2 separate regions of the Homo sapiens genome follow, and region 2 is linked to region 1. Evidence: read pairs that join two places in POLR2A ChIA-PET (ENCODE). Cell type or tissue: endothelial cell of umbilical vein. All regions are shown on one strand. Links, peaks and the distances in the headings refer to the core of each region. The heading gives the core; the rest is flanking DNA.

What was found. Peaks named below come from ENCODE experiments on the same cell type or tissue, not always from the same donor. Only the 100,000 strongest peaks of a DNase experiment are listed, where the experiment ranks them.
Region 2: POLR2A ChIA-PET joins it to region 1 with 5 read pairs; 8 of 35 experiments call an interaction of 5 or more read pairs at or near these places.

What each region holds. Positions count from the first base shown.
Region 1 is chr6:111,460,115-111,465,501 of GRCh38, forward strand. All of the region lies in intron 1 of REV3L (REV3 like, DNA directed polymerase zeta catalytic subunit), which reads right to left. Among named protein-coding and RNA genes, the nearest start is that of REV3L, 20 kb to the right of the region's middle. In endothelial cell of umbilical vein, for the core only: no CTCF peak of the experiment used is centred there; a DNase peak (open chromatin) is centred at 3,127; H3K27ac peaks cover 1,685 bases.
Region 2 is chr6:111,552,759-111,558,145 of GRCh38, forward strand. TRAF3IP2 (TRAF3 interacting protein 2) reads right to left here. Exons shown (of 9, transcript NM_147686.4): 9 at 2,623-5,387. It also overlaps TRAF3IP2-AS1. Among named protein-coding and RNA genes, the nearest start is that of TRAF3IP2, 50 kb to the right of the region's middle. RefSeq lists enhancers at 1-2,707, 24-716. In endothelial cell of umbilical vein, for the core only: no CTCF peak of the experiment used is centred there; no DNase peak of the experiment used is centred there; H3K27ac peaks cover 179 bases.

The sequences.
Region 1 (5,387 bases), core at 279-5,278:
AACAACACGGATGCAGTTGGGGGCCATTATCCTAAGCAAACTAATGGAGAAACAGAAAACCAAATACCCCATGTTCTCACTTACAAGTGGCAGCCAAACCATGAGTACATATGGACATTAAGATGGGAACAAACAGACACTGGAGAATACAAGATGGGAGAGGGAGGCAAGGATGGAAAAACTACCTATTGAGTACTATGCTCACTTCCTAGGTGACGGGTTCAGTCGTACTTCAAACCTCAGCATTATGCAATATACCTTTGTAATAAACCTGCACAGGTACACCCGGAATCTAAAATAAAAGCGGAAAAAGAAAAAAAATTTAATTCAAATAAAAATATATACGTAAAAGCCATATAACAAACAGTAGAGTGACATCTTTTAAGTACTGAAAGAAAAAAAAGGCAATCCAGAATTCTATATTCAGCAAGAATATTTTAGAAAAATAAAGTCTTTTTGAGAGAAACAAAGATAATTTATTACTAGCAGACTTGGCCTATAAGAAATGTTAAAAGTTCTTCAGGTAGACAGAATGATACCAGACAGAAAACTTGGATCTACACAAAGACATGAACAACAGTATAAACGGTATAAATGAAAGTAAATACAAAACTTCATATTTTTCTTATTTGCAATTGTTCTAAAAGATAACTGTCTCTAAAGCAAAAATGCAGTCATGTACTGCATAATGATATTTAATCGACAAGGGACCACATATATAATGGTGGTCCCATAAGATTACGATGAAGCTGAAAAATTCCTATCGCCTAGGGACATCCTAGTTGTATTAACATTGTAGTACGATGAGTTACTCACGTGTTTGTGGTGAAGCTGGTGTAAAGAAACCTACACTGCCAGTTGTATAAAAGTATAGCATATACAATTATGTTAAGTACATAATACTTGATCATGGTAACAGTTACTAGCTTATGTATTTATTATATACTTTATCATTATTTTAGAATGTACTCCTACTTACATAAAAAGGAAAGTTAACTGTAAAACAGCCTCAGGTAAGTCCTTCAGGAGATATTACAGAAGAAGGAACTGTTATCATAGGAGATGGCAGTTCCATGTGTGTAATTGTCCCTGAAGACCTTCCAGACAAGATGTGGAAGTGGAAGACAGTGATATTTATAGCTTGACTCTCTGTGGGCCTAGGGCTAATGTATTTGCGTCTTAGTTTTTAACAAAAGTTTTAAAAGTAAAAATTAAAAATTTTTAAATAGAAAAAAGCTTACAGAATGAGGACATACTTTTGTACAGCTGTACAATGTATTTGTTTTAAGCTAAGTTATTGTAAGAGAGTAAAAAAGTTTAAAAAACTAAGAAGTTAATAAAGTAAAAGTTACAGTAAGGTAAGGCTAATTATTGAAGACTTTTTAAAAATAAATTTATTATAACCTACATGAACAGTTCTATAAAATCTATAGCAATATACTGTAAAGTCTTAGAGTAGTAATATATTGCATGTTGATTGCATATATATAAAAGTAAAGTGTATGACAACAAAAACATAAAAGATGAAGAGGAGAAATGGGAGTATAGAACTATAAGGTCCTAATACTACATATAAAGCTATGTATTATTATATCAAGAAAACTGTGATTAATTACAAATATACGGCAAACCCTAGGGCAACCACTAAACAAATTTCAGAAAGAGGTATAAATAAATAAGCAAACCGCGGAGAGAAATGGAATTTTTAAAAAGTCCAAGTAATCCAAAAGAAAAAAAGAACAGATAGACTAACATAAACCAGATACCATAGTGGTAGATTTTAATCCAACCATATTACCAATGTTGATAAATATAAACAATCTAAACACACTAAATAAAAGAGACATGTCAAAATGAAAGACAGAGATTATCAGACTGGATAAACAAGTAAGCCCATCTATATGCTGACTATAAGAAACCCATATTAAGTGTAAAGATACAGATAGGTTGAAAGTGAAAGTAAAACAAAAAACAAAAACAGAAAAAATATGTTGGGAGACAATTCTCCATGGGTCTCTGTTGAGGTAGCTGCCTTTGAACCTACTTCTCAGTATCTGGTCTGCAACCATCTCCCCAGTTACTCTTTATTAATAAGTGATACAATGGAGAGATGGAAATCTCATGTCTATTGCTAATATGTATGAAATTCATGGCAAACTTCAGTTTTTGACATGATATACCATGTAAATACTAATCAAAAGGAAGCTGAAGTGGTTATATTAATACAAGGCAAAGAAGATTTCAGAACAAGGAATATTACCAGAGATAAAGAGGCTGTCCGCCAGAAAGGCACACCGATCTTAAATATGTATGGATCTAACAAACTTTCAAAATACATGAAAAAAAAACTGATAGAACTGGAAAGAGAAATAGACAAATCTATTAAGTTGGAGACTTCAACACATCTCTCAGTATTTTATAGAACGAGTAGGCTATAAACATATGGAAAAACTCAATCTCTCACTAGTGATGAAAAATGTACAAACCCACAATGAGATGTTTTAAATTAATTCCTAATTTAAAACTTAAGTCTGACAATCCTAAATATTGGTGAAGATGTGGAACATCAGAAACTCACACTTCTGGTGGGAGTATAGATTGGTATGATCACTTTGGAAAACAATTTGGCATTACTTAGTAGAGATGTGCTCATATTTATAATTTAAAATTCTTATGACGAATAAATAGTAAATATAGATTCACTCAGCAAATATTAAAAACAAAATAAAGCCACAGAATGTAAGTACAACACCCCGTTAGGCCTAACTAGACACCGAGACTCACATAACCCAAACAGGCTGGTTATACTTAACATGTCAGGCAGGAGTCCTCATTGCAATTCGGGGGCTAGTATCTTTGGCCCTCTCAGGTGGCAGATCAAGTGTAAGAGAATGAGAGCATAAGGTCCTTGCAGTAGCTACTCTAGCTTACAGGTACCAAATAGCAACCAATATCTCCAGTCTCATAGGCATAGCTTCCTGAGCTTCAGCAACAGATTTGCTTAGTTGCAAGAGTTATCACACTCAGGGAAGTCCAAAGCTGTTAACGGTATAAGTACCAGTATTTACAATTCATTCACAGTCCTCCTCTGGTCCTTATGCAATTCAGTAATCATGAGTCATTATTACCATAAGCAATGGTGCTCGGTTATACAACTGATATTCTACCTTATCAAGCTTCCAAGTGAACAAAGCTAGGAAGTTAAGCCAAGGCCAAAACTGTCCGAAGAGAAGAAAGGTTAATGTTACAACAAATAAAGAGATTCAATTTAGAATGGCACTAAGCTAAACAACTATTAATATATTTCACTGAATCCAAGATGCTAGTGATTATGACATAATTAATTTTTGTACTAAGAAAAGTGCTGTTAAGTAAATATGGTGCACTACTGATTGTAAGACATATCCTAATTACTGAGATGCACAAGGAGGGAAAATATACTTCTTAGAATTGATGAAATACAGAATAATCCTTCTCTAAATTTTTCACTAAAATATTTAAGACATACAGTAAATTTTCACTTAACTTTGTTGATAGGTTCTTGGAAACCTAAACTTTAAGAAAAACTTTGTAGCAGATCTCCAAATGACATTTTGTTCAACTTCATTTTATTATAACAATGAGAAAAAAACGGTTTCATTATATGTGATTTCACTTAAAGTCACAATTTCCAAGAACCTGTCATGGACATTAAGCAAGGACTTACTGTGTAACTCTTTTCTCTACCTTGGGGACACGGTCTGCTCCAACAGAAACCAGTCCCCTACTAAAAATTTTCTAAGACATGTAATACCTCTGTTCATCTACTCTAAAAACAACCAATATCAACATAATTGACGCAGCATAGCTGTCTTCATCCTGGCATGTTAAAAAGCATCCAAAATCTAAATAAATGAATTAGCTCCCATCACTGATTAAATCACTAAAAGTCCTAAGGGCCTTTACAACCTGGAGGCTTGCATGCAATGTTCTGGTAAAATAAATAAATAAATAACAAAAATTTAAAAAAAAAAACTGTTTCAGGTTATCCATAAATATGTTAGTTCCCATATACCAGCGAACTGTGCAAGGAGAAAAGTGGAAAAAACCTTAAACCTCAATCCAGTAGAGGTACACTAAGTGAATGTTTTCATCTAAGTGGGTTGTATACGATCATTAGTTCTTTATGCTAGGGAAGGCAAATCTATCTTTTTATAAGCAGAAAATAAATATGATTAAAGTGAACTTGCCATACCCTACCTACTGGCAAACACTAGGCTTGGAAAAATAGCCCTTGTTCATAGATAGGTATGTATGGAATGGGACCTAAACAAACATTCAGCAGCATAGATAAAACATCTTCTTAAAAATGCCAAAGAAAAGAATCTGTGATAATTTATATTTAGAAACAGAAAAAATGTAAAAAGTATATGCTGTGTGTTCTCAACAACATACATATAGGAAGAAATAAAAAGACAGACTTATATGCAGTCTAAGATATAAATGGAACTCTTAAGAGATAAGAAAAAAGAAATGAATAGAAACAACAATTTAAAAAACTACATTTTGGTACATACACTTTTAAAAATGAGTTCTGTTATCTATGTTTTCCAAAAAGGAAAACAGGGCCGGGCATGGTTGCTCACGCCTGTAATCCTTGCACTTTGGGAGGCCTAGACAGGTGGACTTCCTGAGCTCAGGAGTTCAAGACCAGCCTGGGCAACATGGTGAAACCCCATCTCTACTAAAATACAAAAAACTAGCTGGACATGGCAGCGTGCGCCTATAGTCCCAGCTACTTGGGAGGCTGAGGCAGAAGAATTGCTTGAACCTGGGAGACGGAGGCTGCAGTGAGCCACGATCGCACCACTGCACTCCAGCCTGGGTGACAGAGCAAGACTCCATCTCAAAAAAAAGGAAAACACATAAAACGGTCTATGCTGCAAAAGTCACACACTAAAGGAAAGGGTAAAATAAAGTTATTTTTATTTGTTTTTTTTTTTTTTTTGAGATGGAGTTTCTCTCTTGTTGTGCTGGAGTGCAATGGTGCGATCTCAGCTCACTGCAACCTCTGCCTCCCGGGTTCAAGTGATTCTCCTGGCTCAGCCCCCTGAGTAGCCAGGATTACAGGCATGCACCATCACGCCCAGCTAATTTTTGTACTTTTAGTAGAGACGGGGTTTTGCCATGTTGGCTAGGCTGGTCTCAAACTTCTGACCTCAGGTGATCCACCTGCCTCAGCCTCCCAAAGTGCTGTGATTACAGGCATGAGCCACAGCACCCAGCCAAGTTATTGTAAAAATATAAAATTACAAGAGTGAAAAACAAAATCAAACCTCAATTATAGCAAATTTTGTTGGCTGAGCGCAGTGGCTCACACCTATAATCCCAGCACTTTGGGAGGCTGA
Region 2 (5,387 bases), core at 122-5,121, 92 kb after region 1:
CTGGGAGATCTGGGGGCTGCAGTTACTCCTTCCATAAGAGAGTTTCTAGAAAAAAAGCAGGCAGGCCCAGAACATGGTCACCTCTGCCCAGGTACACTTTGGTCCAAGACTTTCATTGTTTAGCAAAGCCTCAAATATCACTTCCTAATCACCCAATACCTATAACCTGGACCCATGCTCCTATATTCCTTGAAAAGTTAAGTAGAAAACTAAAGTACACTGAGTGTTCCTCTTACAGATCCCACCTGCTTGCTTGAGGCTAAGAATTTGGGAGCAAATGCACAGTGAGTTGGCAACATGTGACTGCCAGGGTCTGCAAAAGCCACCCACCTGCCGCCAAGTACCCTATCCAAAAGTGATCCTATCCTAAAGCATTTTCCAATAGAAAATGGAAGAAGTCATATGCAGTTAGGAACATGCTATCCTGCCTGGGCACAATACCTCCCAGCATGCCAGCTGTGTTGACTGAGCGAGGCTCCTTTGTATGCTAAAGTGCCTCGTGCAGCCTCCCTCAAAAGGCGAGCCAGCATGACCATACGTTTCTCATGTCTACATCCAAAAGGTAATGCAGATGTTCCAAACAGCTAAGTATTATTCCAAGAAGTGCCATTTTTGTGGAATCAGAATTGTGATAGGACGGGCTGGACGCAGTGGCTCATACCCGTAATCCCAGCACTTTGGGAGGCTGAGGCGGGCAGATCACTTGAGGTCAGGAGTTAGGAGTTCGAGACCAGCCTGGCCAATGTGGTGAAATGCAGTCTATACTAAAAACGCAAAAATTAGCTGGGCTTGTGGTGGGTGCCTGTAGTCCCAGCTACTAGGAAGGCTGAGGCAGGAGAATCGTTTGAACATGGGAGGCAGAGGCTGCAGTGAGCTGAGATCATGGCACTATTGTACTCCAGCCTGGGCGATAGAGTGAGACTGTCTCAAAAAAAAAAAAAAAAAGAATGGTGACAGGAAGATGAATATCACAGTATTTAAAAATCTTTTTCATTGTTGATGTTTTGGAGATTGGCCAGATACAACTAAAAGAAACTGATCTGGGCCAGGTGAGGTGGCTCACGCCTGCAATCCTAGTACTTTGGGAAACCAAGGTGGGAGGATTGTTTGAGCTAGGGGGGTCAAGACAAGCCTGGGTTGAACATAATGAGACCCTGTCTCTACAAAAAAAAAAAAATTTTTTTTATTTTGAGACGAAGTCCTGCTCTGTTGCCCAGGCTGGAGTGCAGTAGTGCTATCTCTGCTCACTGCAACCTCCACCTCCCTGGCTCAAGCAATTCCCCTGCCTCAGCCTCCCAAGTAGCTGGCATTACAGGCATGTGCCACCATGCCCAGATAATTTTTTTTGTATTTTTAGTAGAGACGGGATTTCACTGGTCTCAAACTCCTGACCTCAGGCAACCTGCCCACCCTGGCCTCCCAAAGTGCTGGGATTACAGGTGTGAGCCACTGTGCCCAGCCAAAATTTTTAAAAAATAAACTGGGCGTGGTGGCATGCACCTTTGGTCCTAGCTACTCAGGAGGCTGAGGTGGGGGGATCGCTTGAGCCCGGGAGGTTGAGGCTTCAGTAAGCCGTGATCATGCCACTGCACTCCAGCCTGGGTGGCAGAGCAAGACCATGTCTCTAAATAAATAAATAAATAAGTTGATCTGACTAATAGCAGATTTTGTCTGTGTCAGGCAAGTGTCAAGACCTTTTACATTGTGCTTCAGTTTCATATAATAGCAGTATAAGATAAATATGCCAAGCCACTTCAAGAAAAGTCATACTTCATATAATCACAGCAATAATCAATTCCCCAAAGAATTTCTAACGGAACAAGTTGCAACATGATCATCTAATCCTCCAGTCACTAGAGGATGGAGGTACTTCTTCCCTCAGGGAGAGGGAAGTATCTCTTCAGGGAGACACCAGGTCATTTGTTGAACACATCTACTGTGAAAAACCAGAAAGCTTTCTAGATTCATCAAATAAATGTCTGCAGTCTGGAAATCAGAACATCCGGGTTCTAGTCCTAGGATGACCTTAGACAAGCCACGGCTGCTCTGGGCCCTGCTTTCCTTGTGTATAAAACAAAGCTGCAGGGATATATGATTTCTAGGGTCTCTTTCTAGACTGAAAGTTCCATAACAGAAATAAATGATCTGAGAATTTAATTGATTTTCGTGCTTTCTTTCTTCCTTTCCCCCCGACCTTTGGTTGTTGTTGTTTATTTGGTTAGTAGGCTAAAATAGAACTATTTTTCTTGAAAAATAGTGCATAATTCTCTGGGATGAGAGGCATTTCTTCTCTGTGGTATTTTCCCACAGTGTAACCTTCCTTCTCTTTTCATTTGCCACTAGGAGGTGGGTCTCACTGATTCTTCCTGGTTCATTAAGAAGAAACAGAAAGATCTTGTGTTTTCAGAGACTCTTTCTGGATCATTTCCCATGATCATAGGACTTTGCAATCCATTTGGCAAAGGTGGTGGTGACAATGGGGTGTTTGGCAAAGTGGATGAGGTAGTTGACGAAGCAGCTGGGGTAAAGAAAAATGCTCTTGGCAAAACATCATGAAACTAGGGTGGAATGTTCAAAATGGAGAACTTGCATCCCTTGCTGAGATGACTCCGAGAAAAATTCTGTCTTTAAAGAGGTGATTTATTTAACAGGAAACAAAGAAAAAGGTATCAACAGTAATAATTTTTCTGAGCACTGAGCTGAGAAATAGCTAGTCTAATACTTTGATTGTAGCCATGTACTGAGACCTCTTTGAACAATCTAGAAGTTAAAATAGATTTGAAACCAGTCACTAAAATTTAAAATTACATTTAAAATTCTAAATTAGTCATCAAATATTAGGTAAGAACCTAACCTTGCATTCCACAAACCCACCCCTCAAATCGGTGTAAGTCTGAATAAAGCCTTTGGGCTAAGAGGTTATTTTTACTAAGTCAGCCCTACCCCACTTCCACCCCAAAAATATCTAAAGATGAATGCCTGAGGACCAGCATAACATCTAAATCAACCGAGTGTTAATCTTATTGTCAGTGCTCTCAAATAGTTGTTACAATTCCTTTGATGGGCCGGGCGTGGTGGCTCATGCCTGTAATCCCAGCAATTTGGGAGGCCGAGGCGGATGGATCACGAGGTCAGGAGATCAAGACCATCCTGGCTAACACGGTGAAACCCCGTCTCTACTAAAAATACAAAAAATTAGCCGGGCATGGTGGCAGGTGCCTGTAGTCACAGCTACTCGAGAGGCTGAGGCAGGAGAATCGCTTGAACCCGGGAGGTGGAGGTTGCAGTGAGCTGTGATTGCACCACTGCACTCTAGCCTGGGTGACAGAGCGAGACTACGTCTCAAAAAAAAAAAAAAAAAAATGCTTTGATGTTGGTGGTCATCGGATCTCATAGAAATTTCAGGGGCCAAGCTTTTGTCACTTGGCCAAGTGCGTGTGTGTGTGTATGTGTGCGTGTGTGTGTGTGTGTCTGTGTGTACTTTTTGGTTTGTTTTTTTGCTACCAGTGCTACCAGCTGTAACACTTTAATGACTCTTTGTGGAACACCAGGGACCACTGCTCATCAACCACCTGGGGTAAGAAGAGTGGAAGGAATGAGTGGTTCAGAGCTTAGGACAGGTCTCTGAAGGGAGGAAGGGTTAATAACATCACATTGCTAAGTCTTTGCAAACTAGAAACATTTCAGAGTAATTGCTGATGTCATTTTATTTACAAACGGGTGTCGAATCCTTAATGATGGTGTCACCTCAGACTAAAAAAGATAATGAAAAAAGAGAAAGAAGACTTGAAGTTTGTGTTTGGGTGTTTTCCAGGTTATCCAAATATGAAAGTCAGTTCTACCAGGTCTCAAAACTACGGAACTAATGTTACATGTCAGAAAGTCTTACAAATGAGTACTTATGTTATGCTAGTTTTTCTTCTCTTTTCCTATTTTTTAAAGAACAAAGACATTCGTCTCACCCAGTAGACATCTAAGTTATAAAGTAAATGAAACTAGTGTTCTTTGCAATGCATTAGCAATGTTTCTTATTTATAGTTGACAAGTATTTGTCCTTTCCCTGTGCTACATATAAGAGCTGGACTGGGCTGGGCGTGGTGGCTCCCATCTGTAATCCTAGCACTTTGGGAGGCCAAGGCAGGTGAATCACTTGAGCCCAGGAATTCGAGACTAGCCTGGACAACATGGCAAAACCCTGTCTCTACAAAAAATACAAAAATTAACCAAGCATGTTGGTGCACACCTATAGTCCCTGCTACTTGGGAGGCTGAAGTGTAAGGGTCACCTGAGCCCGGCAAGGTCAAAGCTGCAGTGAGCTGAGACTGTGTCACTGTACTGCAGCCTGGGAAAGAGTGAGACCCTGTCTCAAAAAAAAGAAAAAAAAAACAAAACGGTGGACTGTCTTGTAGCACAAGTGAGCCTTGTTTAAGAGGCTAGTAGATAAAGAAGGGAAGCAGTAGCTTGCAGCCCCAAAAAGTCTTCATTGTCTTAGTAGCTTGGGCCATAATTAAAGCCATCCCACCTTTATAGTTTACGTAGATTTGATACATGTATACATATTTTATATATGGATATGTGTATGTGTTCTTTTTCTGGAGACCAGGTAAACAAGATATATAGATACAGATAGATATCCAAAATTATCAACCTGAGGGTATTGTTGAAGTTTTTTTTTTTTTTTTTTTTTTTGAGACGGAGTCTCACTCTATTGCCCAGGCTGGAGTGCAGTGGCGCAATCTCGGCTCACTGCAAGCTCCGCCTCCCGGGTTGACACCATTTTCCTGCCTCAGCCTCCCCAGTAGCTGGGACTACAGGCGCCTGCCACCACGCCCGGCTATTTTTTTTGTATTTTTAGTAGAGATGGAGTTTCACCGTGTTAGCCAGGATGGTCTTGATCTCCTGACCTCATGATCCGCCTGCCTCAGCCTCCCAAAGTGCTGGGATTACAGGCGTGAGAAGATATTTTTTAAAAGAGGAAAATGTTGGCTGGGTGTGGTGGCTCACACCTGTAATCCCAGCACTTTGGGAGGCCGAGGTGGGCGGATCACAAGGTCAGGAGTTCGAGACCAGTCTGGCCAATATGAAACCCTGTCTCTACTAAAAATACAAAAATTAGCTGGGCATGGTGGCAGGCGCCTATAGGTCTAGCTACTTGGGAGGTTGAGGCAGAAGAATCACTTGAACCCAGGAGGCGCAGGTTGCAGTGAGCCAAGATTGCAGCACTGCACTCCAGCCTGGACGACAGAGCGAGACTCTGTCTCAAACAAAAAAAAAGAAGAAGAAAATGTCTCTGTTAAGAAAATGTAAATTTGTCCTCTGAGAGACATAATTATGAAAATGAAAACTCAGTCACTCCTCAAAAGAGTATTTAGAATTTAGGTCCTAGA